Regions from separate parts of the Homo sapiens genome. Here region 1 is linked to region 2. A link is an interaction called in ENCODE POLR2A ChIA-PET data of the cell type or tissue named here. Cell type or tissue: Panc1. All regions are shown on one strand.

Region 1 (2,500 bases), 1.0 Mb before region 2:
GAGAAAAAGTTCAGTATCACTGAACATTACAGAAACACACATCAAAACCACAATGAGATACCATCTCGCACCTCTCAGAATAGCTATTATTAAAAAGTCGGCCAATCATGATGGCTCATGCCTGTAATCCCAGAACTTTCGGAGGCCATGCATGGCAGGTGGAATACTTGAGGCCAGGAGCTCAACACCAGCCTGGGCAGAGGAGCGAGACCTCATCTCAATTGAAAAAAAAAAAAAAAAAGTCAAAAAATAACAGATGCTGGAGAGATTGCGGAGAAAAACGCTTAAACCAAGCTTATCCAACCCACAGCCCATGGGCCACATGCAACCCAGGACGGCTTTGAATGTGGCCCAACACAAATTCCTAAACTTTCTTCAAACATTTTGAGGGCTGGGTGTGGTGGCTCACACCTGTAATCCCAGCACTTTGGGAGGCCAAGGAAGGTGGATCACTTGAGGTCAGAAGTTAGAGACCAGCCTGGCCTGGCCAACATGATGAAACCCATGTCTACTAAAACTGAAAAAATAAATACAAAAATTAGCCAGGGGTGGTGACGCACACCTGCATTCCCAGCTACTCGGGAGGCTGAGGCACAAGAATCACTTGAACCCAGGAGGCTGAGATTGTGGTGGGTTGAGATTGTGCCATTACACTCCAGCCTGGCGACAGAGTGAGGATTCATCTCAAAAAAAAAAAAAAAAAAAAAAAAAAGCTTAGTACCTGGGAGATGAAATGATCTGTACAACAAATCCCAGTGACATGCATTTACTTTTTTTTTTTTGAGACAGAGTCTCGCTTCGTCGCCCAGGCTGGAGTGCAGTGGCATGATCTCGGCTCACTGTAAGCTCTGCCTCCTGGGTTCACACCATTCTCCTGCCTCCACACCATTCTCCTGCCTCAACCTCCCAAGTAGCTGGGACTACAGGTGCCCGCCACCACACCTGGCTAATTTTTTTGTATTTTTAGTAGAGACAGGGTTTTACCATGTTAGCCAGGATGGTCTCGATCTCCTGACCTCGTGATCTGCCCGCCTCCACCTCCCAAAATGCTGGGATTACAGGCGTGAGCCACTGCGCCCAGCTACATATTTTTTTTTTTTGAGATGGAGTCTCACTCTGTTGCCCAGGCTGGAGTGCAGTGGAGCAATCTTGGCTCACTGCAACCTCTGCCTCCTGGGTTCAAGCAATTCTCCTGCCTCAGCCTCCTGAGTAGCTGGGACCACAGGTGCCTGCCACCACGCCCGGCTAATTTCTGTATTTTTAATAGAGACGGGGTTTCACCATGTTGGCCAGGCTGGTCTCGAACTCCTGACCTCAGGTGATCCGCCCACCTCAGCCTCCCAAAGTGCTGGGATTACAGGCATGAGCCACCACGCCCGGCCACGAGTTTACTTATATAACAAACCTGCACATGTACCCTTGAACCTAAAATCAAAATTAAAAAAAAAAAAAAAAGCAAAGCAAAAGGCAAGTGAGCAGGGCCATGTACCTGCTGGCACCTGTGAAGGCCAATTAACTTCAGTCCACGGCTTGTACAGTGACCACACCCGGCCCTCACCCAGCACCTAGCTGGAGTTCAGCAGCCCAACCTCTGACTTCTTTCTGGCATGAACAGATGCTGGCAGCAGGCCAGGGAGCAAACTGTCTGACGTTTGATCAGCCCTGGGCTCCTTACCGGTCCCTCTTGCTCTCCTCGTCCTCTGCCCATCACCCCTTCCTGCCCCAGTATAATCCTAAAAGACCACACACTTAAGATCTGAAACCGGAACCTCACAACAGGTTGTCCCTCCCGCTATAGAGCTGATTCCAGTGCCCCTCACCCTGCCACCATCCCCCACCCCTGCCCTGGGGAAATGTGGACTGGGTTGTTTTTCTGTCAGAGAACTCCAGATTCACACGGACCTGCCCTTCTCTCTCACCAGCCCCATGGACAGGAGTGAAAGAGCTATTCAACAGGGCTGTGGGTGATTGAGGAGGACTACCCACAGGTTGAGGCTGCAGTGAGCCCTGATTGTGCCATTGCACTCCAGCCTGGGCAACAGGCTTTGTCTCAAAAACAAAACAACAAAAAAAGTTAAAAAAAAATTTTTTTTAAAGAGATGGGGCTATGAGAGCCAAGGGTAAAGCCACAGATGCCCCATATCTGGAGATGGAGGCCGTTCACCGAGGACGAAGGCCAAATGAGGGCCTGCCACATCAAGCAGAGGTGTCATCGACTGTGTTTCCTGGCCTTACCAAAATTAAAAGCAAAAAGCGAGCTGAGCTCGGTGGCTCATGCATGTAATCCTACCATTTTGGGAGGCCCAGGCAGGTGAATCATTTGAAGCCAGAAGTTCGAGACCAGCATGGGCAAAAAAACAACATCAAGTCTAAAAAAAAAGGCCAGGTGTAGTGGCTCACGCCTGTAATCCCAGCATTTTGGGAGGCTGAGGCAGACAGATCCCTTGAGGTCAGATGTTCGAGACCAGCCTGGCCAACATGGTGAAATCCCATCTCTAAT
Region 2 (2,500 bases):
GCGGATAGGAGGGGGTGGTTTCACCTCTAAGTGTGTAGCACTTAAATATCCTTCCCTTTTTATTTATTTATTTTTATCTTTATTTTATTTTATTTTAGACAGAGTCTTGGTCTGTCACCCAGGCTGGAATGCACTGGAGCAATCTCAGCTCACTGCAACCTCTGCCTCACAGGTTCAAGTGATTCTCCTGCCTCGGCCTCCTGAGTAGCTGGGATTATAGGGTCGAACCACCACACACAGCTAATTTTTGTATGTTTGTAGAGACGGTGTTTTGCCATGTTGGCCAGGCTGGTCTCAAACTCCTGGCCTCAAGCGACCCACCCACCTCGGCCTCCCAAAGTACTGGGATTACAGGCGCGAGCCACCGCATCCCCTTCCCTTTTTAGTATAAACACCTTCACCCTTAACTGAACCCTGTATCCTGGATTCTAAAAGCCTCTGTGGTTCGTCTTTCCGAATAGCTCTGCCAGTTAGTTACCTCGCTGCATGGGGAAGATGAGTGGATCTTTGGGCTGGGGGTGGAGGGTCCTAACTGTTTCTTTTACAGACTTTCAACCGGTCCTTTTTCCCGTACATTGGCCTTCAGAAGGACCTGTTGTCTCTAATACTTAAGCTTTGGGGGCTTCTCAATTCAAATTGGGGTATTTCTTGGCTTTCTCCCAGCTGTCTATCTGTCCTTTCCTTGAAAACCACTGAGCTTTCTCAGCTCTATGAGGCTGTTACAGTTGTCCAGCTTCCAAAATGTTGATGTTTCTCATCTGATGTTGTCTCTTCCCATTCTTTTTTTTTTTTTAATGGACACGGGGTCTTACTATGTTTCCCAGGCTGGTCTTAAACTCCTGGGCTCAAGTGATCTTCCTGCCCTGACCTCCCAAAGTGCTGGGATTACAGACATGAGCCACCGCACTCAGCTTCTCTTCCCATTTTTTTTTGTCCTTTTTTCTTTCTATTTTTTAAAAAATTCTATTTTTATTTAAGAGTTTTAAATATGAATGAGTTTAAATCATTGAAGGCTTTCTATGCATCCAGTGGGATGATAGTATCTTTTTTGTTTCTCCTTTTAATCTCTTGTGGCGGTTTGTTTGTTTGTTTTATTCCTGGCTTCATGTGGTCAAGTCTGCTTAGTCATGATTTTTTTCCCCAAATATTTCTGGACTTGACTTGTTAATATTTCACTGAAGATTTTTGCATGCATGACGTTTTGTTGGACTGTCCCTACCTGGAATCAAAGTTATTCTGCCCCACACAATAGGGAGGGGAGGGAGTTTCTAGCTTTTGTTTCTTCTGGGATTGTTCCTGGAAGTGCCTGCCATGCATTGCAGAAGGATTAGGTGTCCAGGCTCTGTCCTGGGATTAGGGGTCAGGAACTGCCACACGTCAGGTGACAGCTCCGAAACAGTCTGTGGCCTGGTATCCCCACCTTCTGTATTGTGCTTCCCAGCCCTTTATCCCACCCACTTTGGCTGTCATATCCACACCTCTCTGAGACACACACCTCCTCTGAGACTCACCTCTGTTCGTGCCACCTCGCCTGGGGACAGACAATGAGTGACAGTGGAGGGACAGAGCCCTGAAGAACTGGCCACTGGGCCTGTCCTGCCAGCTGCCTGCAGTGCCTGACGTCTCTTGCCCTGGAGGAGCCAAGAGGAGCCCTCCTGAGAACCCCTAGGGACCCTTGCGAGAGCAGGACAGGAAGTGAATTCTTTTTTTTTTTTGAGACCGAGTCTCGCTCAGCTGTCCAGGCTGGAGTGCGGTGGCACGATCTCGGCTCACTGCAACCACCATCTCCCAGGTTCAAGTGATCCTCCCATCTCAGCCTTCCGAGTAGCTGGGGTTACAGGCACCTGCCATCATGCCTGGCTAATTTTTGTATTTTAGTAGAGACAGAGTTTCACCATGTTGGCCAGGCTGGTCTTAAACTCTTGACCTCAGGTGATCTGCCCACCTTGGGCTCCCAAAGTGCTAGGATTACAGGCGTGAACCACCACTCCCAGCCGAGAAGTGAATTCTTGAACACACATGTCAGTATCTCTTATTGCTGTATATTTTTCTCATTATTAAGTAATACATTCACTGCAAAAAGTTTGGAAAACATAAACATTTAGAAAGAAAATAAATTTTACTCATTATCTCGTACCTAAAGATAAGCACTAACAAAATATTTTGGAATACCTACTTCCAGGCTTTTTTCTATGATATGTAACTTTGTCTTTAAAACAAAAATGGAAGTCCGGGCCCGGTGGCTCACACCTGTAATCCCAGCACTTTGGGAGGCTGAAGCAGGTGGATCACCTGAGGTCAGGAGCTCAGGACCATCATGGCCAATATGGTGAAACCCTATCTCTACTAAAAAAAAAAAACAAAAATTATCCAGGTGTGGTGACGGGGACCTGTAATCCCAGCTACTCAGGAGACTGAGGCAGGAGAATCGCTTTAACCTGGGAGACAGGGGTTCCAGTGAGCCAAGATCGTGCCATTGCACTCCAGCCTGGGCGATAGA

Evidence for each region. Peaks named below come from ENCODE experiments on the same cell type or tissue, not always from the same donor. Only the 100,000 strongest peaks of a DNase experiment are listed, where the experiment ranks them.
Region 1: POLR2A ChIA-PET joins it to region 2 with 5 read pairs; 2 of 35 experiments call an interaction of 5 or more read pairs at or near these places.

Annotation. Positions count from the first base shown.
Region 1 is chr7:140,511,882-140,514,381 of GRCh38, reverse strand. No RefSeq gene overlaps it. Among named protein-coding and RNA genes, the nearest start is that of MKRN1, 34 kb to the right of the region's middle. In Panc1, no CTCF peak of the experiment used is centred here; no DNase peak of the experiment used is centred here.
Region 2 is chr7:139,470,876-139,473,375 of GRCh38, reverse strand. All of the region lies in intron 3 of KLRG2 (killer cell lectin like receptor G2), which reads left to right. Among named protein-coding and RNA genes, the nearest start is that of KLRG2, 12 kb to the left of the region's middle. In Panc1, no CTCF peak of the experiment used is centred here; a DNase peak (open chromatin) is centred at 1,225.